Linked DNA regions of Homo sapiens: region 2 is linked to region 1. A link is a loop called in an ENCODE intact Hi-C map of the cell type or tissue named here. Cell type or tissue: tibial artery. All regions are shown on one strand. Each heading gives the region's core, and the rest is flanking DNA. Links, peaks and the distances in the headings are about the cores only.

Region 1 (15,744 bases), core at 4,077-12,076:
ACCAATTAGAAAAGAATGAGACCCTGCAACTTGGAATGGGGATGTGTGGGAGGATCTTGGTGAAGCTGGGGACACCGAGTTTGTGAACTCTGAGGAAACTTTTTTGCCAGAAGCAACAGCTTCCCCATCCCCAGTAGTGGCAACATCCCCACCCGGACCCATGCTGCCATCAGCCTTTCCACCTTTGTCTGAGGAGATAAACCCTGCCCTTCCGGAGGCAACAGTGATGGCCTCCCCTGAGGCAGTTGCCAGGAAAAATAATGTTGATTCTCCTCAGGAGCCACCCCCAACACCCCTGTTTGCTTCTAGACCTGTAACTAAAGTCCCGGCGGACCCCTAGAGGTGAGGTTGAGAGTGTGACCCATGAGGGGGTGCGCTACACTCAGAAAGAACTGTTTGAGTTTTCTAATTTATATAAACAGAAATCTGGAGAATAGGCATGGGAATGGATATTAAGGGCATAGGATAATGGTGGAAGGAACACAGAGTCGGATCAGGCTGAATGTATTGATTTGGGCCCAATAAGTAGGGACTCACTTTTAATGTTGCAGCTCAGGGAGTTTAAAAAAAAAAGGTTCTAATAGTTTATTTGCTTGGTTAGCTGAAATATAGATTAAAAGATGGCCCACTGTGAGTGAGCTGGAAATGCCTGATCTTCCTTGGCTTAATGTACAGGAAGGAATCCAAAGGCTTAGGGAGATTGGGATGGTGGACTGGATTAGTCCCTTTAGACCTACTCATCCCAGTTGGGAGGATCCAGAAGATATACCCTTAACTAATGCCTTGTGAAATAGACTTGTGAGGGCAGCACCTGCATCTTTGAAGAGCCCTGTAATTGCTCTTCTCTGCATGTCAAATGTAACAGTGGGAACTGCAGTCACTCAACTATGAAATTTAAATACAATGGGAATAATTGGATCCCGAGGTAGCAGGGGCCAAGTGGCAGCACTCAACCATCAAAGGCTAGGTGGGCATAGCTACCGTAATGGAGAGCAGAGACAAAGCAGCAATCAAAATAGTCTGACTCGTGTAGAGCTCTGTCATTGGCTGATTAATCACTGTGTTCGTAGAAGTGAAATTGACAGGAAGCCTACTGAATTCCTACTTAATTTATATAATGAGAAAACTAGATTGAATGGACAAAAGACTAATTTGAATTATAAAAACAGAGAATCACAACCCCTCAATCAATTTCCAGACTTGAGCCAGTTTACATACCCAGAAACACTTGAATGAAAGGGAGACTGGGTTCCCTGGAAGAAGGACCCCACTACATTACCAACAATTTATGCAGTGAATCTTTCTCCCATCCTTCCCCAAGGAGACCTCCAAATCCAGCCTTTTACCAGGGTAACTGTGCATTGGAGAAAGGGAAATGATCAGACATTTCGGGGACTACTGGACACTAGCTCTGAGCTGACATTGATTCCAGGGGACCCAAAACATCATTGTGGTCCTCCAGTTAAAGTAGGGGCTTATGGAGGTCAGGTAATTAATGGTGTTTTAGCTCAGGTCCAACTTACAGTGGGTCCAGTGGGTCCCCAGACTCATCCTATGGTCATTTCCCCAGTGCCAGAATGCGTAATTGGCACAGACATACTTAGCAGCTGGCAGAACCCCCACATTGGCTCCCTGACTGGTAGGGTGAGAGCTATTATGGTGGGAAAGGCCAAATGGAAGCCATTAGAGCTGTCTCTACCTAGAAAAATAGTAAATCAAAAACAATATCACATTCCTGGAGGAACTGCAGAGATTAGTGCCACCACCAACGACTTGAAAGATGCAGAGGTGGTGATTCCCGCCACATCCCCATTCAACTCTTCCATTTGGCCTGTGCAGAAGACAGATGGATCTTGGAGAATGACAGTGGATTATCATAAGCTAAGCCAAGTGGTGACTCCAGTTGCAGCTGCTGTATCAGATGTGGTTTCATTGCTTGAGCAAATTAATACGTCTCCTGGTACCTAGTATGCAGCCATGGACTTGGCAAATGCCTTTTTCTCCATTTCTGTCCATAAGGCCCACCAGAAGCAATTTGCCTTCAGCTGGCAAGACCAGCAATATACCTTTACTGTCCTACCTCAGGGGTATATCAACTCTTTGGCTTTGTGTCATAATCTTATTTGGAGAGAACTTGATTACTTTTTGCTTCTGCAAGATATCACACTGGTCCATTACATTAATGACATTATGCTGATTGGCTCCAGTGAGCAAGAAGTAGCAAACACACTGGACTTATTGGTGAGACATTTGCGTGCCAGAGAATGGGAAATAAATCTGACTAAAATTCAGGGACCTTCTACCTCAGTAAAATTTCTAGAGGTCAAGTGGTGTGGAGCCTGTCGAGATATTCCTTCTAAGGGGAAAGATAAGTTGCTGTATTTGGCTCCTCCTACAACCAAGAAAGAGGAACAATGCCTAGTGGGACTATTTGGATTTTGGAAGCAAGACATTCTCATTCGGGTGTGTTACTCTGGCCCATTTATCGAGTGACCCGAAAGGCTGCCAGTTTTGAGCGAGAACCAGAACAGGACAAGGCGCTGCAACAGGCCCAGTCTGCTGTGCAAGCTGCTCTGCCACTTGGGCTATATGACCCAGCAGATCCAATGGTGCTTGAGGTGTCAGTGGCAGATAATGATGCTGGCCCCCATAGGTGAATCACAGTGGAGGCTTCTAGGATTTGGGAGCAAGGCCCTGCCATCTTCTGCAGATAACTACTTTCCTTTTGAGAGACAGCTCTTGGCCTGTTACTGGGCTTTGGTGGAAACCGAACGTTTGACTATGGGTCAAGTCACCATGCGACCTGAACTGCCTATCATGAACTGGGTGCTTTCTGACCCATCTAGACATAAAGTGGGTCGTGCACAGCAGCATCCCATCATCCAATGGAAGTCGTATATACTTGATCAGGCTCAAACAGGTCCTGAAGGCACAAGTAAGTTACATGAGGAAGTGACTCAAAAACCCATGGACTCCACTCCTGCCACCCTGCCTTCTCTCCCCCAGCCTGCATTCATGGCCTAATGGAGAGTTCCCTATGATCAGTTGACAGAGAAACAGAAGACTAGGGCCTGGTTCACAGATGGTTCTGTACGACATGCAGGCGCCACCCAAAAGTGGACAGCTGCAGCACTACAGCCCCTTTCTAGGACATCCCTGAAGGACAGAGGTGAAAGCAAATATTCTCAGTGGGCAGAACTTCGAGCAGTGCACCTGGTTGTGCACTTTGCATGGAAGGAGAAATGGCCAGATGTGCAATTATATACTGATTCATGGGCTGCAGCCAATGGTTTTGCTAGATGGTCAGGGACTTGGAAGAAGCACGATTGGAAAATTAGTGACTAAGAAATTTGGGAAAGAGGTATGTGGACGGACCTGAGTGGTCAAAAACTGTGAAGATATTTGTATCCCATGTTGGTGAGCACTTGCTCACCAACGGGTGACCTCAACAGAGGAGGATTTTAATAATCAAGTGAATAGGATGACCCGTTCTGTGGACACCACTCAGCCTCTTTCCCCAGCCAGCCCTGTCATTGCCCAAAGGTCCCATGAACAAAGTGGCCATGGTGGCAGGGATGGAGGTTACACATGGGCTCAGCAACATGGACTTCCACTCACCAAGGCTGACATGGCTACGGCCACTGCTGAGTGCCTAATTTGCCAGCAGCAGAGACCAACACTGAACCCTCAATAACCATTCCTCGGGGTGATCAGCCAGCTACCTGGTGGCAAGTTAACTATATTGGACCTCTTCCATCATAGAAAGGGCAGAAATTTGTCCTCACCAGGTGGCTGGGCTGATTGACCTGGACTATCAAGATGAAATTAGTCTACTAATCCATAACAGAGGTAAGAAAGGGTAGGCATGGAATACAGAAGATCCATTAGAGCGTCTCTTAGTATTACCATGCCCTGTGATTCAGGTCAATGGGAAACTACAACAGCCCAATCCCGGCAGGACTACAAATGACCTAGACCCTTCAGGAATGAACGTTTGGGTCACTCCACCAGGGAAAAAAACCACGACCTGCTGAGGCGCTTGCTGAAGGCAAAGGGAGCACAGAATGGGTAGTAGAGGAAGGTAGTCATCAATACCAGCTACGACCATGTGATCAGCTATAGAAACGAGGACTGTAATTGTCATGAGTATTTCCTCCTTCTTTTGTTAAAAACATGTTGGTGCATGTGTACACCTGCACTAAGAAAATATCTTCATTTTATTTCTCTTTTCCTTTATCATGTGACATAAGATTTATTGACTTCACATCAGCATTTAAGTAGTAAACTTTATGTAATAGTATTTGGGTTGCGGATTGGTGCGTTTCCAGTTGTGTGAAAGATAGTTGTATTATGTTAGGCATAATTATGACCTTACTCTTGTCTTTATTTGAAGATTATGTATGATCTCAGGAGATGTGTATGGGTTCATGTTGACAAGGGGTGAACTTGTGGTGTTAATACTGAGTATCAACTTGATTGGATTGAAGTATGCAAAGTAGTAATCCTGGGCATGTCTGTGAAGGTGTTGCCAAAGGAGATTAACATTTGAGTCAGTGGGCTAGGGAAGGCAGACTCACCCTTAATCTGGTGGGCACAATCTAATCAGCTGTCAGTGAATATAAGCAGGCAGAAGAGTGTGAAAAGCCGACACTGGCCTAGCCTCCCAGCCTACATCTTTCTCCTATGCTGGATGCTTCCTGCCCTCAAACATCAGACTCCAAGTTCTTCAGTTTTGAGACTCGGACTGGCTCTCCTTTCTCCTCAGCTTGCAGACAGCCTATTGTGGGACCTTGTGATTGTATAAGTTAATACTTAATAAACTCCCATATATATATACAAAATAAGTTCCATTCCTCTAGAGAAGAACTCTGACTAATACAAATACTGTGACAAAGAAAGGAAAATCCAGTTAGAAAACTGAGGGGAGGGGTTCCACTTTGAAGCAGCAAACAAAGCTAAAGCTATGAAATAGCAAGGATTAAATTTAGCAAGAAATAGGTGAGATGTATGCACTTATAAGTATTTAAAACCATGCCAGGCACAGTGGCTCACACCTGTAATCCCAGCACTTTGGGAGGCAGAGGTGGGCAGATCACTTGAGGTCAAGAGTTCAAGACCAGCCTGGCCAACATGGTGAAACCCTGTCTCTACTAAAAATACAAAAATTAGCCAGGTATGGTGGTGCATGCCTGTAATCCCAGCTACTCGGGAGGCTGAGGCAGGCGAATCGATTGAACGTGGGAAGCAGAGGTTGCAGTGAGCTGAGGTGGTGCCACTCACTCCAGCCTGGGTGACACAGCAAGACTCCATCTCAGAAGAAAAAAAAAAAGAAAAGAAAAAAAAAAACCTACCTCATAGATGTGAAGATTAAATAAAATTATCATACATGCATGCTTAGCCTAATATTTGGTGTGCAGTGAATCTTAGCATTTAGTAAATGGTTACTGTTACCTCTGTATAAATATATGATAGCATATATGTGATTGTATTATGTATGCTGTGATCTCGCTTTTTAAACTTAATGTTCTATGATGGATATCTTTGCAAGTCAAAGCATGTTTTTATTATCCAGGGTTTTACTCAGCACTAACACATACCATAGGCTCAGAATATACTTGTCATGTGAATAAATTACTCTTGGCTCATCTTTTTTTCTCATTTTTGTTTTTTTGAGTCAGGGTCTTGCTATGTTGCCCAGGCTGGACTTGAACTCCTGGGCTCAAGGATTCTCCACCTCAGCCTCTCTAGTACCTGATACACAGACGTGCATCACCACACCCAGTGTGCCTCATCTTTTTAAGTTTGCTGCTGGCTGTAATGGTTGCCTTGGGTTCCAGCATGCGGATGTGCTATAAATTTATAACCAGTCCTCTGTTGACAGATATGTATTATTTATTGTGTTTAAATGATTGAAAGCAACATTATAAATACCCATTAATGGGTGCAGCACACCAACATGGCACATGTATACATATGTAACAAACCTGCACGTTGTGCACATGTACCCTAAAACAAGTATAATAATAATAAAATTAAAAATAAATAAATACCCATTAATGAGAATTCTGAGTAAATTTTGTACTTCAAGTATTTGCAAATGAGTTAAAACATTTCCACACCTCTATTACTTGTAGTCAAGTATGCCTGTAAGTCATTTCAATGATTTCCTCTAATAAAAATAAAGCTATTTCCATTGCGGGGGCTACAAGCCATGATTTCGACTGCTTCTCCACTGGAAGGCTGTCATGAGTGAGGGTTCCTCAGTGGGTAAGAGAGCCTGGCTGAGCCCCTCTTCTCCATATGCCTTTGTTAGTTTGACTCCTGTCTGCTTTTCCAGGAGAAAAAGAGTGACTTTTGTAGGTAGGAAATGACCACCAAGTGAGCAGTAAACATGGTGAAAACTTCCCTAAAGAAACATAATTCAGGAGACAGCCTGGAGCCCTAACAGCCTTTCTGTGTCGGCAGACACGGTGATTCTGAGGTCTTCAAACTGGGGTGTCACAAATGTATCACCTACAAGCACATCTCCCCCAACTACCCCAGCCGCAGGGGTCTGAAGCAGGCCCACCCTGAACTAGTCAAGATACAAATGGAGACCCTGGCCCACAGCCCATCACCCTTCTCTTCCCACCTCTAACAGCATCCTCCAGCAGAGGGGCCTTGCATGCACTTCTGTATCCAGATAACCTAGTTCCCATGTCCAGCTCTGCCTACCGCCCTCCCCACTGGCTAGACACACTGGGCACACTCCAGGGGTAGAGGTGCACACTCCAGCAGCCAGGAGAACCAGCAACAAGCCCAGGGAGGCCCTGGAAAATAGAATATGGTGCAGAAAAGTGGAAGTGCAGCAGGTAGGTACTGTGGATGCCTCATTCTAAGAGAGCAGCAACTGGAAGACAGCTGGAGCGGGACACTTGGAAGGCCAGCGCCTGGACAGAGCCCTGGCTTCCTGCTGTAAGGCAACACTGGTCTGCTGCATCCGGAAGCCCAGCCAAGGCTTTTCCACATCAGCGGTTCTCCCCGATGACGGTTTGCTACCCAGGGGCCTTGTGGCAATGTCTAGAGACATTTTTGGTTGTTGCAACTAGGGGAAAGAGTGCTACTGATATCAAGGGGGTAGAAGCCGATAGCGCTGCTAAACATCCTGCAATACACAGCCCACAGTCCTTGCCCCCAAAAAAGAACTATCCAGCCCAAAGCGGCAATAGGGCTGAGGTGGAGAAAAACTGGGATACATGCATGAGTGGGCAGGCCAGCAGATTTGGGTTCACATCCTCACTCTGCCACTGGCTTGTTCTGGGACCAATGATTTTATCTCTCTGTGCCTCCGTTTTCCCATTTGTAAAATGGGGTTAATGGTAACTGTTTCACAGGGTTGTTTTGATAAATAAAAAGGACTTGATATGTAAAGTGCCTGGCACATAGCAGGCCTTCAGAAGGCACTATAGGTGTTCCTTTATTAAATGGGGAAGGAAGTGGACTTCGTATTCTTAAATGTTGCTTTATGAACCAATTAGAAGTCTTGGAATTGGGAAGAGAAGATCTGAACCACATAAGCAAGAGAAGTGTATATTATTTCAGAACTACTGTGGTTGAAAGATCAAGGGGAAATTTGGATGTATAGAAAAATCAATACGAAAGTTGTGTTTATACACAGTGCTTTAAGAAGCTGTGAATCAGGTCAAGCTGAGTTATCCCTCTGGCAGGTTTTTCCGGCTTCCACAAAGGATTATCCATATGAAAACATCTTCCTTATCCCTTCCTTCCCCCGCATCTGCACTCCGCACCCCCCTCCCCGCCTCCCCAAACACCGCTGACGGGATTGCCCTGCACCTAAGGGACAGCAGGGCAATCCCATCAGTGATGACTTACTGCCCTCTGGTGGTAGAATTTATAAGTGCAGCTGAAATTTTGTCCGTTAGTTTGATTCCGGTGAACACAGCAAGTGCCCTACCACGTGTAAAGCATCACTTATTTAACAGCGTTCTAAGAGTTACAGGAAATGTAAAGACTGACCAACCCACACTCCTTTATAGAATCAGATGGAGACATGAGGGCTTCTGGGCAGCGGATGATAACTTGGGGCCCCTTCAAATCTCTTTAACATTTGTTTGGCTGGAGAAGGGATTCTCTAATAAAACAAAAATCATGTAATCCCTTATGCTTAAATAAGGAATTTCCTACATGTACCCATGTAAAGCTTTAATCATTCACACTTAACCAAAGAAGCTCATTTACAAGCATGTAGATATAAAGCAATGTCCAAAAGGTCTCAAAAATTTTTTGTCAGCAAAATGTTTCCAACTTTCTTGTAATTTTTCTTTTCTCTTCTGTTCTCTTTTGCAATTTTTTAAATTGGGCGATTTTTTGAGAGGCAAATTTAAGAATTTTAAATGTGGATAACAAGTCACCACTTATTGATAACACTGCCAAAACTAGTCCGAAACCTGAAAGCTGTCGTGCAACTGGGTGCCCAGAGAGTTGCCCTGCCGATCCACCCACTCACGTCTCTGCTCCTGTCTTCCAGAAGCTTATCCTCCGGTGGGGAAGCCATGGCAGGGAAACAAGGAACAGAAGGGCCTATGGAAGGTGTCCTGAGGGTTTCCAGATGTTTACCAAGCACCTTCATGGAGCACACACAAATGTGGCAAACCTTTAAGGAGGAAGAGAACACTCTCCTCCAAGGAGAGGTGGGCCCCCCCAGGACAGGAAGGATTCTGATCGGGGTCAGATCAGGGAAGCCCTTGGACGTCTTGCTAAAGAATTTGGATTTTAGGCCGGGCGCGGTAGCTCACGCCTGTAATCCCAGCACTTTGGGAGGCCGAGACGGGCGGAGATCGAGACCATCCTGGCTAACATGTAAAAATACAAAAAATTAGCCGGGCATGTTGGCGGGAGCCCATAATCCCAGCTACTCGGGAGGCTGAGGCAGGAGAATGGCGTGAACCCAGGAGGCAGAGGTTGCAGTGAGCCGAGATCACGCCACTGCACTCCAGCCTGGGGGACAGAGCGAGACTCCGTCTCAAAAAAAAGAACTTGGATTTTAATCCATTTCACACTGACGGCTGCTAAATGGGGTGTGTGTGAGTGTGCGTGTGTGTGTGTGTGTAAGTAAGAGAGAGAGACAGAGAGAGAGACAAGGAGGCAGAGAGACAGAGAAGGGCAGAGCTGGGCTTTGAGAGATTCCATGTCCCATTCTGTGTGGTAGAATAGACTGGAGAGAGTAAGATTCAAGTGCAGGAGAATTATCGGTTATGAGGGTTGAACCAATTCAGCCACTCTGGATTCTTGGAAGAGAAAGGCGAAGGCAGCAGGCATGTGGGGGCCATCTCCATGCCCCTGGCTTCTGTGGAACTCTCCAGGCCCAGGTCCCTCCTCTCTGCTGCTGTGTAGTGACTGATGGGAAGGGTGAGCTCAGGATAAGGAACCAAGCATTGCAGTGCAGCCCTTCCTTTCCCCCTCCCCGCGGGGGACCTGCTTCCAGGGGGCAGCAGCCACTTAGGTCCGGTCCTCCAGGTGGTTTTTCAGGGCGTTTTGACACCACACTCTTCTGGGTTTCTGTGGCCTCACTAGTCATTCTTTACCAGTCTCCTTTGCATCTTCTTCCTTTTCCCCAACTCTAAATGCTGAAGCACCTCAGGGTTCTGACTTCAGTCCTCTTCTCTTCCGTCTTCATGTTCACTTCCAGATCATCTCCTGCAGTCCCAGCGCTATAAATGCCACCCAAACGCTGATGACTTCCATTGTGCATCCTGACTGCCTCTAAAGTCCAGCCCCATACTCCACATCTCCACCTGGATGATGAAGGGACCGCTCAACATTTGCACATTTTATTCATGAATGGCCTCTCCCCAGACGTGTTTCTTCCCCAGGATCCCTCATTCCTGGAAAACCGATAAACCCATGGCTCAGCTCTCCCTCCTTTACCCCTGATGCTCTCCTCAGCTCTATTTCAGGATCAACACAGATCCAAGCCTTTCTTGCCACGCACTGCTCGCACTCTAGTCCACTGCTGTCCACTGGAAATATCACACAAGCTACAAACACAAGCCATGTATCTAACTGTAGATTTTCTAGATGACAGATTTTAAAGTAAAATGAAGCAAGCAAGATGAATTTTAATAAAATATTTAACCCCATACAGCGTGGTGGTCAAAATACAGTGTTATTTCCACGTGTAATCAATAGTTTTAAAAATTATCCGTGTGATATCTGATGTTCTTGTTTCTGTACTAAGCCTTTAAAATTCAGTCTGTATTTTACACTCACAGCACATCTCCATTCAGACCAGCCACATTCCAAGTGCTCATAGCTAATTGGCCAATGGCTTCCATGTGGGACAGCACAGCCGTGGCCAAGCCGCCCTCAAGCCACCTTCATCTCTGGTCTGGATTGTCGTCATCTTCCTTCTTCCACTCTTAATCCCTGGAAGGCATTTCCCACAAAGCAGCCAGAATGAATGATCATGTTGCTGCCCTCTTTAAAATGTTCAATGGCCCCCACCACTCTGAGAATACAATCACAATCAGCAGTCCCCTCCACAGCCTACACCGACCAGCGTGCCCCTTCCTCCTTAACTTTTCCTCTGCCCCTTCAGCCAAATGAGCCCCAAACCAGGCCCGCTCCACTTGTTCCCTCCGCCCAGAACACTCCTTCCCTAATCCCATTCCTGAGTCCTGCACTATGCTTCTTCTTATCCCAGCCCAGAAGTCCCTTCCAAACCAGCCAGTTGCTTGCCCATTTGTAACCTGCAAGGACCTAGGGGAACTGAACAAAGGAGGCAAATGCGGGAATAAAAGACAAAGACAAAAGAGTATATTTGGAAGAAGGGTCAGGAAGCACCTTGCCTCTAGTGGACAAGGGACCTGACCTTGTACACAGCCTTCCGTATTTATTAGGCAAAAGAGATAGTGTGAAGGGAAGTGGAAGAGGGGGTCAGCTGCTCGGTCCAGAGTAGGCTTGCAAGACTGCATTCTCTGGATGTCCCAATAGATAACCTCAAGGAGCTTGGCGTCAGGAAGCAATTGCCCTCAGCAAACCTTCTGGGGCAGGCACAGTCATGAGTTTGCCCACATTCTGTATTCATGATAAACAGTTTGCTGTTTGATCGTATAGACTCAGTGGAATGTTGGTCACGTCCCATGGGCCTTTGGCTCTCTGTATATCCTCCTTTCTGTTTATGTATTAATTGAAGGAGTGTAAGGCCAGGGTGGGCAGCTCTCATTTTCCCATTGATGGTCCATCCAACTTTACAGACTGTCCCTGGTGCTCCAGTAGTTTCTCAGCCTCCTGTGTGGTTTTCTTGAGTTGTCCCCAGGTTATGGGGGTTGATGTCATGACTGTGGTCGGCCTTCTCTCCGTCTTCGCACTCAGGCTCAGCTGGCTCATGGCTCACACCAGAGGGACCGGACCCATGGTTGGCCACCCTGGGTTCCTCCAGTCTCCCATTCCATGGTTGCACACACCTTGAGGGCACCCACACGGCTTGTCCATCTCCTGTGAAAACACAAGCATACCCTCTTCTCCACGTCAGTAAATCCACCCGACCTTTCCATTGTCCTTCCAGGGATTTCCATAATGCTTTCAGATAAACTTTCCTCTTTTCCTCTAACACTTGCCAATGTCTTTCTGCTGGAGTCTTACCATCTGTACCAGGAGTCCAAAAATGTGAAGTAAATAAGGCTAAATGTAGTTTTGATTGAGGTGGTAGTTGGCCTCCTATACCCCTTTCGTCTTTTCAACATGTGTTGTAATGTTCAATGTGCCTGCTCTACAATGCCTTGTCCTTTAGGATTATAAGGAATTCCTATTTTATGGGTTATAGCCCAAAGCTATAAGAAATTTTGAAAAGCATGACTAGTATAAGCGAGTCCATTGTCAGTTTTTAATTGTTTAAGTATCCCCATATGAGCAAATGATGACAGACAATGTCACTGTACATGACCAGCTGTCTCACCTGTTTGGCATGTAGCATGCAGCATTTGAGAATAAGTGAAACAAATTAAGCAGTTCTGGGTCTAGTGTACTTTTAACTGTAGCAGTTTCCATGTGAATGTGACTGGCTACGTTTACAACATAAGCTGAATTACAGACAATGTTGATAGGATCTGAAGCTGTGAGCTGTAAAACCTGAATGACTGTAATTAGCTCTCAGCATTGCGCTGAAGCACCAGAGGTATCTAGCTTCTCCTGTGTTAGGGGCCATTGATCCACCCGCACAGGTTTGTCACTAAGCCATTCTAATGGTAAGGCAGTGGGCAGGGGAGAAATATCAATGACCTCTGTCAGAAATCCTGATTTCCTAGCCTTTTTCTATCTGTTTTGCCAGTTACTGATATCAGGTTAGGATTTTCCTGTAGGAATTTCCCTAAACCTTTTTCACTCTGATATCCATGTCCTTCAACATTTTAAATCCTGGGTTATCAAAGTTTTCATTTGTAAGTCTCATCTCCCATGCTGTAAGTAAGTCTCAGCCCCATAAACTGATAGCTATATTTGCAACATAAGGCTGAAAAGTACATGACTGCCCATCCGGACCAAGACAAGGTAAAATCTCAGCACTCTGTTGAACACTTTGAGCTGTTCCTACTTCCACTAGGGATGTAGAAGTTAATTGCAAGAGCCAGGATGTGGGCCAATTGTCTTTAGATATTACTGATACATCAGTTCCCGTATCCATAAGCCCATAAAATTTCTTTCCTTTAATTTGTACTACACAGGTGGGTCTATTAGAGGCTATGGGTCGGGATAGATAGATTTCCCATGTAGTTGTGCTCCCAAACCCTTTATTTCCTCGTTTCTCCTTTCATGGAGAAGGGTGTAATTTGCAGGGAATAAGCAATAATTGAGCAATATATTCTCCCAGTTCAAAAACCCAAAGATCTTGTGACATTAAAACTACTTGAGTTTCTCCTTCATAATCAGAGTCAACAGCTCCTGGGACTACAGTCATGCCTTGCAAGTTAAGGCGGCTTTTGCCTAAAATTAGTCCCATGTATCCTGCTGGTGAAGTTCCCCAAATACCAGTGGGAACTTTGATGGGTTTGTCTCCCCCAACTAATGTGATTCTTTCTCTGGCAGGTAGATCTAATCCTGCACTTCCTGGTGTTCCTGGGGTGATGGAATCAATGTGCCTCCAGGAACCCATGCCTAAAACGGGGTTAAGGTCTGGACTGGGAATGCCCTCACTGTTTGTGGGACCCAAGTCCAGGCCCCCATCTCATTTCCCGACAGGGGGGTGCCATTCCGATGAAATTTTGAGCAGCAGTGATTAGCCCAGTGATTTCCTTTGTTACAGCGAGGACAAAGTCCTGGCGTTTTTTCCGCTGATGGGGGAACTGCATTGTAAGATCCTTTCTGTCCTGAGATCTGGTGGCATTCCTTTTTTAAATGTCCAGTTTTTCCACAATTATAACATTTTCCCATTTTAGAGCTTGACCCTTGGCTCCTTTTAGATTTGTCAACTACTAAATTAGCCATTGCTTCAGCTAACATTGAAGAGCGATGAAGCTCAGTTCCTGCATCTTGACAAGCTCTGAGAAAATTTCCCAAGTTTTTTGTACATCTCACAGGTGCCAGTGCACTTTTATAATCCGTGTTTGCATTCTCAAAAGCTAGAGTTAAGGTTAGCATTTCTGCAGCCATGGTATGAGGAATCTGACGCTTCACTGCGTCTTGTAATCTTGAAAGAAACTGTGCATAGGGTTCCTATGACCCTTGCATGATATGTAAAAAGGATTGTACTGGGACTCCCTCTTCAGGAATTGTGGCCCAAGTGCATTTAGTGGCCTATGCGCACTGCTGATAAGCAGCGTCTGGGAGTGCCATTTGACGTTCCAGGTCTGAATAAGGGCCATTACCCAATAGCATATCCTCTGTAATGTCTCCGTTTCCAGCAGCACAGTTCTGTCTAGCCTGCTCTGCACACTTTTCTTGCCAATTGAAATTACACATCAGCTATGCACTCGCAGACAAGCAAGTTCGCGCCAAGTGTTTCACATCAAAGGGTAAAAGATGTATGACACCAAACACTGATTCTAGCAATCCTAAAGTGAATGGGCTCTGTATGCCATTATTTACCACACTCGCTTTTAATTCCTTTAACAACTTAAACTCTAGTGGAGTGTGTTCGTGAATAACCTGCTGCGGATTATTTGGATCAGGCGTTACGGAAATAGGAAAAGCACAAGGTCCTAAGGGCTCTCCGGCTATGACAGCAGAGCATAAATTCTCTGTATTGGGGGGTCTCTATTTTTGCCACCAAAGGAGGCAGTACAGATGTTTCTGCAACTGGAGGAGGTGGTATAGGCCAATTTTTATTCTCCCTCTCCTGTCTTTTATTTTCAATTGGATCTGTGGGTGGGACAACAGATTCTTTCAGATTTTTAGATTCAGCCTGCTACCCCGCATAATAATGAGATAATGGCAGAAGTACAGTACGAACTGAACTCTGAGTGGAAAAAACTGAAGAATCAACTTTAAAACCTTTTTGATGAGCCTGTTTTAATCCTTCTGCTCTATCCCAATTTTCCACATCAAGAGTGCCTGTGGAAACCATGGGTTATGCGTAATAACCTCCGGCAGCATCTTAATGTCTGAGAACTGACCTGAGCACCAGTTTGTTTCAACAAAACTTTAAGCAACTGCACATAATGTTTTTCTCCAACAGACAAATTCTGACTCATGTTACCCTGATTCAGAAAACTTCCCATTCCTAGTACTTCTTTAAAGCACTGCTCCCAGTACCTCTTTAGGGCACCGACCTTATATCCCTGTCGGCAGACTCGGCCTGGGGTCCCCGTTCACCTTCTCAATTTCAGTTCCTCTGCTCCAGCAGACCTTCTTCGTTTACGTCCTTGAAGTCCCTGTTCTGCGGCGCCACTATGTAACCCACATGGACCTAGGGGGACTGAACAAAGCGGGCGAATGCAGGAATAAAAGACAAAAGCGTATATTTGGAAGAAGGGGTCAGGGGGCACCTTGCCTCTAGTGGACAAGGGCCCTGACCTTTACACAGCCCTCCGTATTTATTAGGCAAAAGAGATAGTGAGAAGGGGGGTGGAAGAAGGGGTCAGCTGCTCGTCCAGAGTAGTCTCACAAGACTGCATTCTCTAGATGTCCCAGTAGATAACCTCAAGGAGCTTGGCGCCAGGAAGTGATTGCCCTCAGCAAACCTTCTGGGGCAGGCGCGGTCGTGAGTTTGCCCACATTCTGTATTCATGATAAACAGTTTGCTGTTTGATCATATAGACTCAGTGGAATGCTGAGTTGGTCACGTCCCACGGGCCTTTGGCTCCCTGTACCTATTGAGCCACGGGAGTCTCAAGGAGGAGGACTTTGCCAACTTGTGGCCTCTCTGCCCCAATGCTCCATCCAGCAGTCGTCAGACACAATGACAGCTGACCAGACAGGGTACTCCAGGATCTCAGCCAACTTCCCCAGGCCATGCTTGGGAAGGAGCACAGGTCTTCTCTGGCCTCAGAGTCCCCACATTTATTCTGGTGACTGTCTCCAACCCAGGATTGTGACCTTGGGTGGGATAGTAGGTCAGGGTGCAGGAACTTTGTTTCTCTCCAGCTTTCCCTCTGATTCTCTTCCCTTCCCCAACCCAGCTCTTCTTTTGCTGTTTAGACAACTGTTTAGATTCTGGTCTTTGTTTTTGTTGTTGTTGTTGTTGTTGTTTTGAGACAGAGTCTCACTCTGTTGCCAAGGATGGAGTGTAGTGGTGCCATCATGGCTCACTGT
Region 2 (15,744 bases), core at 3,581-11,580, 210 kb before region 1:
GGAGGACTTCCAGTTCTCCCTGTGCATGTTAATAGCTTTTAATTTGTCTTTTCCCCCATGTATGTTCTCAAGAGTCATGCAAATAATCAGGTGATGTCATAATTTTTGAAAATACTGCAATTGCTCTAGGAACAAAGCATTAGAACCACTTGATCCCCCAGCATCTTGCCCTCCACTTTATTCTCTACCCCATTCAGTGATAATTTGAGTATTGATGATGCCACCCTTTACCATGAACTACCTGGGTCCCATTTGCCCTCATCAAGGAAGTTGTCCTTGAGCTGCTCATGACCAGCCCAAACCCAGAGTTCCACTTTATGAGTTTGCTTCCTCCTAGGCCCAAGTGGAAGGAGAGGAGAGGTTTCAGGAACTGAGAAGGAGAGAGAATCAGGTAGATAGGCCTCTTAGAGAGGAGTGATACCTTTCAGTCAAAAAACAAAGCCAGCCCAAGGCAACCTTACAGAGAATAACACCTGTCCTCCCTCCCCTCCCACTCTCCCATCTCCCACTGGACTCCTGGTCATCCAGAGAGCACAAGAACTCCATTGATGCCATGCATAAAAGTTAGTCCCCCAGGCAGAGCACGCAGCAGGTGAAGAAGGGGGAAGAATGGCTCCAGATGGGGTAGGCAGGAGATTTCTGCACACCATATAGAGTTGTTGCAATTATTTCATGAGATAACAGGCTTAGCAAAATGTCTGACATACAGTGAGAACTCCTGGGCAAAAACACCAAGGAGGCCCAGAGAGGTGAAGCCAATGGCTCAAGGTCACACAGCTAGTTCATAGCAAAACCAGGCTGAAGACTCCTGTAGTAGGTTCTCTGTCCACTGGCCCTGACTTTCCTGCCAGACCATGTGATTTTGCTGCTGATATTAATCTGTTCCTCCATTTTTAGCTTTCCTCCAGAAGTTACAACTCCATCATACAGCCCGCATCATAATGCTTTTTGCAATGGCATGTGCATCCCATCACTCTATCTCTACCTCATTTCACTGCCTTGTCAGGTATATTTCACTATACCTTTCCCTAAACAACTCATTTTTTAGAATCTGATACAGTGAACTACTCAACATCTCAGTAGACACACTTCTTTCCATCATTTAATGGAATTTTCCATCTATATATGCTGTATGCCTCTTTAAATGTATAGCAAAGTAATTGCTATTAAGAATGCTAAATTAGGAGTTGACAGAAGTGAATTCTAATTCTGGCTGTGTCACAAGCTAAAAGTATTTGACCTGGAGATGGCCACTCCGCCTATCTATTGAGATTTTAGATTTTTCACGTATAACCATTAGAATAGGTGATTTTTCAGGCTCCTCCCAGTGCCAACGCTCACTGATGATACAAATAAGGAGGAAGAGGAGGATGACTGACAGATACTGAGCTCCAGTTTTGTACCAGGCACTGTGCTGAGTACATTACTCTTGTTATCTCACTGCTGTGTCGCAGCAGTGAGAAAAACACCTTTCTGTTTTGAGCCAGAGAGGTTGGGAAGGGTGTACTTACTGAAGCTTATCCTGGTCTCTCCTGACTGAGTCTTATGAGCAGTTGAGCAACGTGTCCATCACTGTGTGGAGAGACCACATCCAAGTATGCAGTGCATGTGACCATCAAGTGTGTGAATTCTCAGGGTTGCCCTGGACTTGTAGACAGGCCTGGTCTGGGGTACTACATACAGGACCACCGACCAGTAGCTAGAGTTAGCGCTCTGGCTAGGAGGATACAGGCAAGACAGCTTTCACAGAGTGCATCCTGACAGAGGAAAAAGGGGCAGTGCAGAGCAGGAGAGGGAGCAGGGGCTGCTTGGGTGAGGTGTTGGTTGGGGGTGGCGTAGAGGAATAGAAGGAATTGGCCAGAGTGCCCCACCAAGACTTGACGAGAAATGACAAGAGAGACTTGTGCCCCATACATAGCACAGACACTTGCAGGAGTAGGCAGGCATGGAACCAAGGTCATGGCCCTTTTCCTTATCAACTCATGAAAGGCACACAAAGGGGAATGTTGATCCAGGCCCTAGGGTTGAGAGCTTGATTCGGCAGTGCTGCATGAAAAGATCAAGCTTCACCTATTTCCACCTGTGTAGTAGAAAAAGGCCTAACACCACAGACCAGAAGGTCATGGTGCCTGGGAAGGTCTTCAGCCTCCTTGGTGGGCACAACTGTGGCCTTGCAGGTCTTTCAGGAACTTGGGAGTAAATAGCCAGATGAACAGCCTGGTGATCCAGGGCTTTTTGGTTTTGGTTTGGTTTTTTAGTTTTTGGTTTTTGTTTTGTTTTGTTGTTGTTGTTTTGCTTTTTTTTATTTGTTGGTGTTTTGTTGTTGTTGTTAATCTACAAGTGGGTTGGTGCTGCCAGCTTCCCATCCCACTTGGATCCTTTTGGGGACCAGGAGTAAGGATGGGCCTGGGGCCCCTTCTTTGTTGGCATCACAGCAGCCCTGAAAAGATGCCTGGCCCCAGCAGGAATTACTTCTCAGCATCCTGACTAAAAATGTCCCCAGTCTTCCCTGCCCCACAGAGGCTGAGCATAGCTCAGGAATCTCCAGGTGGAGGAAGAAATGGGATAGATCTATCTTGCACTTTTCCTTGACTCTTGGTCCTACTGTCCTTGGTGAATGCAGGGGAAGGCAGAAGAGGCCTGCAGCTTGCCCTGCAGTCAAGCGTAAGCTCAGACCTGCCCCTTCCACGCCAGGCTGGGTATCTCTGCTGGAGCCAAGGTCAACCCCAAACCTCCCAGTGAGGGACAAGTCCCTCCCTGAAGGGACAAGTGCCTGCCTTATTTCTCTTCCCCAAACCCCCAAGGCCTGTACAGGCCTCAGCAAAGTGGTGGCTTTTAATAAGACCCTTAACTGCTCTGGGGAAAAAATGCACTCACTGCTGGATGGAACTCCCACCAGGACCCAAGCTGGACAGGAAGGAGACAGTTGCAGTTCTAACCCTTCAAGGAAGGCAGCTGAGGAGTAGGCAGAGCTCCAGGCCTGGAGTCAGAAAATCTAAGTATGATTCCTGCTCTGCCTTTCCAGCTGGGTGACCCCAGCAAGACACTGAACTCTTGAGTCTGAGTCCACACTTGAGAAATAGGAACAATGACGCCTGTGTCACTGGGTTGTGGTACTACATACATACGACAGGGCCTGTATACATAGCACGCAGTGTCTGGCACTCGGTAAGTGTGCCGTGAACCACCTGTCCTCTCTTCTGAGCTGCAAGGAAGGACAAGCCCTGGACAAGGAGTGGCCTGCGTGATCAAATTCCGGGGCTTAGACCCTGTCGCAAGAAAGCCTAGCTGGAGCAAAGGCTGGAGGAGAGGTTTACAAGGGGAATTATCTTCTGTTCACCTGCAAAGACAAGGGGGCAGAGTGTGGCACAAGGAATCTGGAGAAGGTTCCCAAGGGGATGGCTGAGGCGGTCATTTCCAGGGACAGCTGTGTGTGCACACAGGGAAAAAGGCAAAGAGGCCGGTCACGCTGGAGAAAACCTAGAATCTCCACCCCTGCTGCCAATCCTCGTCTGGGAGTTCTCCAGCTCTGCAAACCAGACCTGCAGCCTCAGCCAGAATAGATACCCCACAAAACTGGGGTACAGGCTGAAAAACTCCACTGGGGGTCTGCTCCCCACCTATGGCTACATTTCAGCCTGGCGTCTTGTCATCTGGATGATGGCAATGTACCCACTTTCAACAGCCTGAAGCCATGGAATAGGCTCTTCCCCAAGCCCTGCCCCCAAAGCTCTGCCAGCAACATTCCCTACATTCCAGTGAGAGGAAGGGAATGGCAGTCAGGGAGGGGCATCCCGTGGGGCAGACATGTGGGTGGAGGTAAGAGGAAGAATTACAGAGAGTGCACAAACACCTTTAGCAAGGGAGTCCCCTCTCTAGGTGCAGTACCACACTGGCCACTTCCGGGTCCCCTGCTAGGTTCATCATTGGCAGCACCTCAGATGTCCTTGGATGGAAGTGGAGAGCACCCAGGCCAGGGAAACGAACTAAGCTTTCTAGGAAATAAAGCCTTTTCATTAAAGGAAGCCACCCAAAGAAAGAGGCAACAGCCGCCAAGATTTACCCATTTTTTATTTTTTATAAAACAAGCTACAAATAGTTTCCCTCTCTCCTTCACAAAGGAAAACCACACAACACCACCTACACACACGATCCTGTGGGAGACAAGATGCCTGGGGAGATCTCGAAGATCCAAACATCTACAGGCAGGCGCCGTCTCCATGTGTGCATGCTTCCTCCAGGCCTGAAAGTGGGGCCAGTGTCTCGTGCAAGGCCCACTCAGCTCCGGCACGTTGAGTTCTCTCATTGGGGCTAATGGGAGAAGGCTTCCTTCCCACCTTTCCACGTTGGGGCAGGGCCACCAGTCATTCCTGAGATAACCTCTAGGACTTTCTCCAGGACAGCAGGGACCTCCTTTAGCCCAAGACCCCATCAGATCCTGTCCCGAGAAGGTTGTGCTCCTCCCACAGGGACAGTGCTTGTGGTGCCAACGCCTTCCAGACCCGGAACGGGTGGAGGTACTTTTAGGGATGTCGGGTTGGAATACAAGATGAGGCCAGATTTGCAAGGGTGATCTGAGGAGGGGACCAGTCCAGGGCTACCCAACCTCCCTCACTGCCACCACAGCTGCTTATGGGAAGGGGCGCTAAGGGCCACTTGCTGCTCTGCCTGAAGGCCACTTGAATAGGCACAGCACCTGGGCAGAGGGAGCTGCGCCTCAGACCAGAAGGCTGGGCAGCCCACCCTAGAATCCGCGGAAGATGCCTGTGATGCCTGTGGAAAGCTGGGCCGGGATTTCCCTGTAGCTGGGTTATCACCCCTGCCCTTCTAGGGGAGGCAGAATAGGAAACCCAAGATCAGTTTTACTTCTGGAATTAGCTTAAAGCCTGGAAGCCCATAAGAAAACTTGAGGGAACAGGAAGAACCTCAGTATTGGGTTTTTAAAAAACCAACAAAACAACTTTAGTGTTACCAACAAGGTGACTGACACCTCCCCCAACCCACCCACCCAGGCCTGTGATAGCCACTAGGACAACAGCAGGAGATGGAGGAGTGGAGAGGTCACACCCAATCTGCCCCTGGCACTGAGACAGCTGCGTCTCTGGGAGCCTCACTGGTAGGTTTGCAGGGAGGTGAAGAGTTTCCCTGTTGGCACCGCACCCCTCAGTGCAGGCTTTCTGTCCTGTCCCCTCCCCTGCTTAGATATTAAATATCTACTTTTTTAAAGGCCCTTCTGTGTGTCTTTTTCTTCTTTGCCTCCCCTCTCATGCGTTATACAGAGTAGATGCTAAGCATGGATGAAAACGTTTCGAGTGACGTAATGCAAATCCTTTGTGGATAATTTGCTCCGAGGGTCACTAAGATACTGGTGCACCCACCAATGCTGGGCCCTTTGGGGGTCCGGAGAGCAGGAATGCACGGACCCTCTGAGAGCCGGTACCTGTGTGGGCTATTCATGGGATCTGGACTCCCTTCCTCTCCCAGGGCAGTTTCCATCTCTCCTTAGCCCAACCTCCCTGGACAAGGCCGAGAGCCAAGTGACTTATCAATTTTGACAACTAATGGCATGGGGCAATATAGTCCTCCCACCAGAAAAGAACTCGTGGAGTCCGCAGTACAATTGCAGGACTCCCGTCTTTATACACAAGGGTCAGTCTCCAAACAGAAGTTTAGTAGGCCCAGGATAGAGTCCTGGATTTTAGAAAGCTGGACTATGTGTCCAGAGTGCCCACCACCCACAGCAGGCAGAGGGAGAGAAATAAACAAACAGCAATGCCAATGCCTGTACAAAAGAACTATACAATTTACATATATATTTATATACAGCATATAAATCTCTTTCTTCTCAGCCCCAACAACACCCTCCCCCACCCCCCCAAAACCCTCTAAAAGTTGTCAGTAGCAGATCCAAAAACTTACAATAAGAGAGAGAATAAAGTCTTTCTTCCCTTTCCTTTTCCCACTGTGGTATTAGATATTGGTGTTTTAAAATGAAACCAAAAACAAAACACGCAAGTAAGAGTTATTAAAAGTGCAAACATGGTGGGCACCACTTATGTTACACGGGATGTGGCAGGGCCATGGGCAACGCTGAAGGTTAGGTGTCTGGTGATCCATCCTGCCTCCCTGGACTCTCCACCTGCCCTTGGGTTTTCTGCTCCTTAGACGAGGCGTCCTACTGAGAGAAGGAAGGAGAATGCAAAAAAAAAAAAAAAAAGGTCGGGGGCAGATATAAGCAAGAAGTTAGAGTTGGGCTTGTGAGAAATCCAGCTATGTCCATCAATTTCCCCACAAGTGCAGCCTTTTCCACCTGCTGTCCTCTATGAGGCTAGGTGGGGCACAGGTTGCCTGGACTTGCAGATGAGCATGTTTTACCAGCCTGTCCTTTGCCACTATGAGGCACCACCACTGCAACTGAAATAAGTCTGGCATTGGAGAGAACGAGGCTTGGCCTAGGGAAGTGTGGGTTGCAGGGTGTGCACTCTGTTCAGATCACACTACTCTCACATGCCAGCTTTTCAACCTGGGGCTGGGGTGGAAACGACAGGGGTTTGTTTACAGGTGGGGATGGCAGAATCCCATTGGCACTGACCCAATAGTTCTCTCGTGTCCTCAGCAAACAACCTGAAAATGGGAGCTTAAGTCACCTGGCCAATCCCTTCACCCCTGAGGAGCCCAGAAAGGGGCAACTTACTGAATGGGTTTGTGCCTGCTCATTTTGCCTGGGGGAAACTGCCAAGGCTACCACCTGCAACAAACCAGGAACATGTGACATTGAGTGGCCTTGACCAGAGAACTGGCACCTTCTTCCGTATGCTGGGTCTCTGTCCTCTCTGACCCTCAGAATAAAGAGCAGACTTGGGAAAGAGCAAAAAGTTGTTTGGCCCTACTTTTTGCTCTGTGAGTGTCTATGGCTCAGGTGAACTTATTACTGGCCAACGCCTTCACACAAAGTCCCTTTTCCATAAGGCCTGGCTCCTGCTGGGCACCTCTTTGCAATCCCTCAGCTATCCACTAAGAAGGGCTCTGGTGCTGATGTACCTGGACAGAACTGTCCCAGGTCTTGGTTCCCCGAGTCACAGAATGTCAGAGGTAGAAGGAATCCAGCAGCAGCTCAGAGCAGAGGGGCGACTTACACAAAGTCCCAGCCTCATTCTGCTGACACCCACATCTCCCCACAGGGTGCTGAGCCATTGTGGAAACTGCCACGCCTGCTCCAGCAGGTCCTGGCCTCTTGAAGAGGAGCGAGGAGCTGGGGGCAAGCACATCAAGAGCTGCCCCCCGCCACCACTCCGAGATGCTTAGGGCCACGTGACTCTGTGCATGCCCCTGAACCTCTCTGGGTCAGTCTACAGCCTGGGAGCTAGAACCACAGCTGTACGGCTTCTGCTCTGCCTCCCTCTCAGAATTGCCTTGAGGATCCACTGAATTCATGGAGGAGGAGAAAGGGCTTTGAGGAGTGTACAGCGCTGCAGAACCCAAGCCCACCCGCTGGTCATGTGAGCCACAGCTCCATGTCCCCTGGGTTATGCCAATATTCCTTACAACTGAAGAAAGGAGAGCGGACATGGGGTGGAGTGGGCGTGGGGTGGATATCGGTTTATCCAATTTTACAGAGGAGGACATGAACTCTAAAAGAAGGTGACAGCCCCAAGGCAGGCAGGTGGGAAGCGGCAGAGTCAGGCTGCTGACTTCAAATCCCACCTTTCCTCCACTCCCTCCAGCAGCTGCTTCTCTCCTTGCTGAGTAGAAAGGTCAGCACATCTAAAAAGGAGGTGCACAGCAGTCCTGCCCACCAGGCTGAGATGTGTGAAGCAAAATGGACAGCTAGCCGTAACCAGCTCTTTTTCATGGAGGCTTATGTGCTAATCCTGTTACCTAAGTCCTATCAGTTAATCCTCAGAGCGACTTTATTTGAGAGTGATAAAATTATCTCCATCTTAGGATGATGAAACTGAAGCTTGGAGATATCAAGTAACCCACCCAGGATGGCACAGCTTCCATGCGGCAAAGCAAATTCCGACCTAGCTAGCTGCCTCCAGAATCATGCTCTGAGCCATCAGGGAGGATGGAAGAGAAGAAGGCTGAGCCCCAGGCAGTTGGCATCCTCAGACAAGGCAAAAGAAGAGCGGATAGTTCTGAGAAAAGGAGGCACTAGACCCCACCCCGCCTGCCTCACAGGACAGTGACAATGATCCCAGTGAAGGTGCTTTATAAATTGGGAAAGTGAAGAAAGAGGCATGTTATGCAGAGAATTCAGCTCTCCAGGGAGGAGTCTGGTTGGTAAAATATCTGTGATCCAGTGGAATTTCCAAAAATTCAGTCCCTTGGACCCAAAACTCTACTGGTCCCCAAGCTCGGCATCCTTCCCCCAGCCAGCTTCTGTCCCCACCTAGCATGCAAGCCCCTCGCAGCCCACCAGGGGGCACCGCACGACACGGGATGGATGACCGACGCATAGGCTCTGCTCCCGGAGCCCCTGCACACCATTGACCACAGGGGCTTTTTTCTGCCGCCCTGCAGAGCAGAGGGATGGAGGGGGCAGTTCTGAAACTCATACCTTCTTTCCCGGACATGTTCCTCTACCGCTACCAATTTCTTTTGTGCCTTCGCTATGTACCAGGTACCGTGCTAAGTTCTTCACACACATTATCTGATTACATCCTCACCAAATCGTTGAGGTAGGTACTATAATCTCCACTTTGCAAATGGGGAAACGGAGGCTTAGAGAGTTTAGGTAACTTGCCAAGGATTAAAGATCCGGTAATTGTCAGAGCTGGGATTAAAATCAAGCCAGGCCCATCTGACTTCAGGGCCTCTGCACTTACTCCAGCCCCTACTTGTGCCTGATCATGGTATACCCACACTGCTCCTGGGCCTCTCAATAGTGGTCCGTCATCCCATAGGCACTGCCTGCCTGGAAACTGTGGGCTTCCCCACTCAGGTTGCTGGTGGCACCCTCACCCCCTGCAACACCTCTACTCCTGCCCACGCTGCCCCCAGGCTGGTCTGCTCCCCCTCTTCCCCAGACTCCCCCACTGGCCACTCCCTTGGCTTCACCAGGCAACCAAGACTGGCCTGCTCACACAAGGCGACATCTTCAAACACACTGGGGTCCTTCTCCTGGAGGGGACAGCAGTCTGGCCCAGGAATCCTGAGGCTGGGCCAAGCGCCAGCAGTGGTGGTACCTCACATGTACCCTTGAGCAAATCGCTACTCCTCTCTGGGCTAGCCTTGACTCCTAGACTGCAAAATGGACTAGAGGACCCACAGAGCCTTCTAGCTCTGGGCTGCTTGGGTCCAGAGCAGTGTGTCCTGTGGTGTGTGTTGAAATGGAGAGTGGGGACACAGGAATCCTTTCTGCCTCTGCATAGGCTTTAAGTCTACTCAGCCTCCACTTCACCCCACCCCATTGATTAATCCTACATACCCTCTTCCTCTTATCTCAATGTTCTACTCTCCCTCACTCCATCACACTCATACACACACATATGCAGACACATGCACAGACATACACAGACATATGCACAATGCATGCACACATGTGTATAGACATGCACACATAGCCATACTTAAAGACATAAGTGTAGACCATGTACAAACAGACACAGACATGAACACAGACAGGTGCACACTCAGGCCTACCCACAGAGACATGCACAAACAGACATGTGTATATACATTCAGAGACATGTCACAGACACGGGCTTTCTGGCCAGACTTTCCATAGTCCTACCTTTGAGGTGAGAGGTTCAAGAGGGTGTATTGGGCCAAGAAGAATGACAGTTGCACTCCAAAGCACCCTAGGGGCCTCTGTGGGCAAAGCTATGAGGATAACTGAAACTAACACTTGTCTGCAGCTGAGCCTGGATTGAGGAGGAACATCCAGATGACCAGGGATCCCTAAATCTACATTCTACTTCAGTTTTCTCTGGATGCTTCTGTCAGGTCCTGTATGTCAGCTGGGACTGGCAGACACCTGGTGCCTGGAAAGGCTTCAGAGGAAGGCTAGGAGGAGTCCCTGAGCTCGGTGGATCTGAGCTCACCACACTCAGCCATTGCTTGGCTTCCGTGTGCTGTGCAGACCAGAACTACTAGCACGGGAAGGGGGCCGAAGGCAGGGGCAGTACAGAGCATCATCGCTTAGCCCAGGAGTGCCCCTGGTATGCCTGGGGTCTACATTGACACTGGATGGTCTCTTCCCGACATTGGCCATCTGACTGTGCTCTGCGAAAGGACCACAAATTCCAAGCGTGTCAGAGCATAATGTCACCGGAAGGGGCAACCCCCCCATCCATTCATTCCTTCACTTATTCATTCATCTAACAAGGACTTAATGAATTACCAGGTGCCATGTACGGTGCTAGAGGTTAGGAATTGAGAGAGAGAATCCTTTTGGCTTCAAGGGGTAATCGGAAGAGTAAACTGCAACACAGTGTAAGTTCATCTTACAAAGAAGAATAGTAGTATTGAACTTCTATTGAGTTATTTCAATTTCTCAGGAACTTTGGGAATGCTTTAACTCACTGTCCCATTTAATCAGCACAACAGTCCTATGAGATAGACTCTAGCATTTTTCCCATTAAGCAGGTGAAGAAACTGAAATGCAGAATGGTTCAGTAATTTGTACTGAATTGAAATCCAAAATGCTTCAAAATCCAAAACCTTTTAAGTGCTGACATGATGCTCAAAGGAAATGCTCACTGGAGCATATCGGATTTCAGATTTTGTGGATTTGGGATGCTCAACCAGTAAGTGTAATGCAAATATTACAAAATCTGAAAAAGTTCCAAACACTTCTGGTCCCAAGCATTTCAGATAAGGGACACTCAAGCCGCATGTAGTGAAAGAGCGAGGCCGGGACAGAGGCAGGGTTTGAACCATTGACTCATTGCTGAGTCCTGGAGACTCAGAGTACTATGGGAACAGAGAAGCATCCGCGTCAGACAGGCATGCCCAGAGTAATGAAGTCAGTCACACACCAGTAAGCCCCAGAACCAAGGCCAGAAACCAGCCATGGCGGGGCGGGCGGTGGGAAGTGGATCCCAAGCCCAGGTTCCTATGGGAACCCATCCATTTCCCATGCTATTCTTTGGGTTTACTCTGACAACTGAGGAACAAGGAAAAGGCCTTTTTATCTTCTTCTGCTAAACTCTCTCCTTAGGAAATCTCAGCTTTTCCAAAGCTTCCATTTCAAATAAGTCGGCATCACCCAAATCTGCATCTTCAGACCCTTCACCTGCATTACAGAGCCACTCATCCTTCATGTGCATCCAACTCAACGTGTCCAAACCATACTTGGGCACCCTCTACATCCCTCTATACTTAACCTGCTCTTCCTTCCATGTTGCCCATCTCAGTGAGCAGCCATGCCTCCAGCTGAACAAACCTACCTTTGTCCCATACCTAACTTGATCTCCAATCACCCACTTCTCTCCATTCCCCTTACCCTGCTGTGTTTTCATAACTTGGCCCTCCATCACTCTAGCCTGGACTGTGCCATGCCTCCTATTGGATGACCCTGCCTTGCTCATTTCCAATCCATGTCCCACCCTGAAACCAGAATACTTTTTAAAGAAAAACTGATACTATCAATTCTCTGAACGCCTTCAACAGCTTTCCACTACCCTTATAAAGTCTAAAGTCTTTCACCTGAATTTAAAAACTCTCCAACTTCACCTTGCCTCTTGTCACCACCCCTGCTCTTCCTACCACTGTTAAAATATTCATTTCAGTCACACAAACATCCTTCAGCTCATTGAAAACTGTTTCCTTGCCTCCAGAGCTTCACTCCTCATTTGCCTTGGCTTAGAACACTCTTCCCTCTCCTGACCTCTCTGCTTGGCCATCTCCTACTCATGTTTCCAGTAATGGGTTAGACCATGGGTTGGCAAATTTATCTGCAAGAGACTAAATAGTAAATATTTTAGGCTTTGTGGGCCATATACGGTCCCTCTTATATATTCTTCTTTCAAAAAAAACTTACAGCTCTTTACAAATGCAAAAATCATTCTTAGTTCACAGGCTGTACAAAAACAGGCCACAGACTAGATTGAGCATTCAGGCCATTGTTTGCTGAGCCCTGGTTTAGGCATCGCTTCCTTCAAAAGTTTTTCAAGGCTGTCTGTCCCTTAGAGTCTTGGGTGCCCCTATATATGTTGCTACAATGCTCTGCACTTGCCCTGCTGTGACAGAGCTTACTAGGTGTTCACCAGAATTCATGCTGCTCTCTTCTTGGGTTCCCTTCCCCTAGTGACTGAGTTCCAGCCAATGAATTATGACCAGGAATGTGTGTCATTTCCAGGGCTGGCCCATAAAACCCAGCCTTCCTAGTGACCGAGCTCTGGTCAGTGAAATACCAGCAGGAATGAGTGTCATTTCCAGGACTGGCCCATGAAACTCCCTCACATGCACTGCTTCATGTCTACTCCATCTGGTTGACTGAGGATGGAGATGACCCCCAGAGTAACCTTGGAAGCCACATGATGAAGATGGCAGAGTCACTCTCAGCCTGGATCCCAGAGTGACTGCATAGAGCAATCCCTGCCCCTACTCCTACCCCTACACACACACACACACACACACACACATACACACACTCACACACACACACACCCTACAACCTGCGACCATGCTGAACTATTATATGGGAAAGAAAAATTTTCCACTGTGTCAAGCCATGATGTATGGGTCTACTTGTGACTGTAGCCTGGCCCACCCTAGCACACTCTCACAGCATGTATCACAGCTCATGTGAGTGCTTATTTAAGCTCTGTCTTCTGTGCAAGGATAGGGACCTTATCAGTCAATTCCACCACTGTCTCAAACATCTAGCATGAAGCATAGCACACTTCCAGCAAATAATTGATGAATAGATGAGTATCTGGAATCTCATTTATCAGAGAGCCCTTGGTCCCATGCCTGGGTGGGGGCAAGTATTGAAAGGCCAGGAGCACAGGGGAGAGCACTCACCTTCTTTGCTAACACCCAGGCAGCCCTTCAGCTCAGGCAGTGAAATGACCTTGTCTTTGTTCAGGTCACAGTAGTCGGTGAAACGCCGGGCACATTTCTTGGGCTTGGCTTTCTTCTTCACGTAGCGCTTGAAGGGCTTCATCTCCCGCTTGTTAATGTCGTTGCTGCTATTGCTGTCCAGCTGGCTGAAATACCAGTGCACTACCCGCTCCTCCAGGGTGTGGCTGGGGTCTGGCTCTGAGAACCTGGGCCATGGACAAACACCCCCACCGCAGAGAACACCAATCAGGATCTTGCAGGAACCATCAGCCCTGGTATGACTGCCCCCAGAAAGTCAGGTAGAAACGGCTCCTCCAAGCCAAAGTCCACCCACAGCGGCTCAGCCTGTGGCAACGTTAAGCCATCCTCTCCGACTCAAATCCTAAGATTGGACCATTCTTTTCTCAGGACTCCCCAGGTGGGTAATCCTTATTACACAAACATGACTCACCCTCTACCAAAGCCAGAAATGTTCTTGTACATGATGGGTGCTCAAGACAAATTGGCTTGATCTAATTTGCTGAATAAACCAGAGCTGGAATCCAAATTGTCCCTCCCCTGGCCTAGCACTCACTGCGGACAAGCTGCTCATTACACGTAAACATGTGCCCTGTGGTGGACTGACTGTGGGGAAGGTGCTCTGAGCATCCACTGTACGCCCAGTGCCAGTCTGGGCCCTGGAGGGTGCACCCCTGGCCTCAAGTGGCTCACTGTCTCTATGAGACAGAGCCAAAAAGGTGAAAATAGTCATGACAACTGAATGTGGGGTGTGAGGTTCCCACGGTCCATCACTGCTGGACATCCAGTGCAGTGGGAATTGAGAGAAGAAAGCAACTGGGTCAGACACCAACAGAAGTTCCAAAACTGGAAAAGCCGGGACCTACTGGGGATGAGTCTCTCCAGCCTGAGGTTTTAGTCAGGGGATCTGGGGTGGACCCAGGAAACCATGTATTCACCAGCACTGCCAGGTGATTCTGCTGAGAAATGCTGGACTAGAGTCACCAAGAACACTTCCTGGCATCCAGAGGCAGAGTCACAAGCACATCTAACACAGCCCCTCATCAAGTTACAAGGCCAACATCTACGTCTACATGTGTAACTGTATGTAATGGCCTACTCATCTATGTTATTTACTTAACTGTCTCCTATTTTCTCCCAAAACGGAGTCAGGGTGATAACTACTATTTACAATTTTTAAAGCCAATAATGGGTCTATTACAGAGGGGCTGCCTGGGTTCACTAACGAGGAGAATGGAACCCCATGAGCCCCATGGCTCCTGTTCCCAGGGCTTGGCACTGAGTGACTGTGATCTAGGCCCTTGTGCAACTTCCCCTGGGGAAGGAGAAAAAGATTGATGTTGGGAGTCCCACACATTCACATCCTCAGTGTGCAGGGCGCTGGGACAGAGCACATGACTACCAGAGGTCAGAAGTGGGGCAGAGGGCTCACTGTTCCAGAGGGATCCTAGATCAGGGTCGAAGGCCTGTCTGCACATTCTGAAGCTGTTCCTGGTGGGGAAACTATTCAAGGCACTTGTCATGCCACCCTGACTTCTCTGGGGTTTGCTGAGTTTTCCAGAAGGGAGATAATCTCTGACCCCTCCCCTGTGAACAAGCCAGCAAACTCCCTCCTCTTCCACCCCACCAAGTAACGTCCAAGTTCAGGGAAAAAGAAGTTCCATTATGCGGGGGGAAAAAAAGCCAGTCATCCATCCCTGTTAGATGCCTATTCCTAATTAGCTGAATTTCAGTCTTGAGCAGGTAATCCGGGCATCCTGGACTGATTCCAGGAGGATGCAATTAGTGGATCTGCCAAGGGGACCTCATCGTGACAGGTTTAACTCAAAGAGTACCTGGCGGAAGGTGTGAGGGAGCCGTGGAGAGCTGCCAGCTGCCTCTAACTTTTAGGAAATCTGCTTAGTCTGTCATGGAAACCAGGCTCAGGAGGTCTTTGAAACAGGCATGAAGTTATTCACTGAAGAACTCAGATTTTGTCTCTGCCAGCATACACAGTATTCTGGTGTTTTCCATCTTTCCCTATTTTACCTGCAATATTCACTGTTAAGACGGCCCCTGCAGTGCATACCAGCTGCAAAGGCAGAAAATTTTGTTGGAATTCTATTGGTGCAGGTAGGGGAGTGACCTGCCTGTCCCTGCCTTTCCCCAAACAGCAGGGAGGACACAGGCTGTGGAGCAGAGACAGAAGGCCCCCAAGGAAGGAACTCAGTTCTCTCAAGCAATGAGGGAGGCAGTCAGGGACCTTCCTGCTCAGCCCCTCCTGCCAGGGAGCCATGAGAGTTCCAAGGCAAAGGCAGCTCTTCCTTTAACCTTTAGGCTCAGTATAGCGTAATGTCTACCTAGAGGCTGGAATAATAAAGCCTCAGTCACTGAGACGGGAAGGGATGAGGTCATCCCACCCAGAGGCCCTGCCAGGGGAGGCGCACTCCCTCCAACACGTGTTTCTGGGGCTCCCGCCTGTCCAGCTTTCAGCCACTCCATTGATAGAGCTCTGCCACCCTCCTTTGGGCTATTTTGCAGCAAGAAGCAGTTCTTCTTCTGACTTTACAACCTCCAAGAGTTTCCTTCCATGCCTGAGAGTGACCATCATCTGACTCCTGCCCCTTTCCCTGCCTTTCTTCTGATTTTCCCTTCCTGACATCTCCTTGCCAGAAGAACAACATTTTGACTCTCTTCACTCCCATCAAGGCCTCCCAGTGCAGGGCAGCCACGACT

The links. A loop is a pair of places that touch in the nucleus more often than their neighbours do. Peaks named below come from ENCODE experiments on the same cell type or tissue, not always from the same donor. Only the 100,000 strongest peaks of a DNase experiment are listed, where the experiment ranks them.
Region 2: it touches region 1 in a loop (11-fold over the local background); 104 of 110 quality-filtered maps call a loop at or near these places.

What each region holds. Positions count from the first base shown.
Region 1 is chr14:69,811,017-69,826,760 of GRCh38, reverse strand. LOC100506358 (a long non-coding RNA gene) reads right to left here and starts at 15,001. Exons shown (of 2, transcript NR_149012.1): 1 at 14,763-15,001; 2 at 10,794-11,496. In tibial artery, for the core only: a CTCF peak has its summit at 7,879 (motif pointing left); a DNase peak (open chromatin) is centred at 7,877; H3K27me3 peaks cover 2,174 bases.
Region 2 is chr14:70,020,676-70,036,419 of GRCh38, reverse strand. It overlaps SMOC1 (SPARC related modular calcium binding 1), which reads right to left. Exons shown (of 12, transcript NM_001034852.3): 11 at 12,973-13,217; 12 at 4,054-6,178. The coding sequence ends at 6,162. Among named protein-coding and RNA genes, the nearest start is that of SNORD169, 50 kb to the right of the region's middle. RefSeq lists a silencer at 3,614-3,908 and an enhancer at 15,314-15,608. In tibial artery, for the core only: a CTCF peak has its summit at 8,424 (motif pointing right); DNase peaks (open chromatin) are centred at 6,439 and 8,469.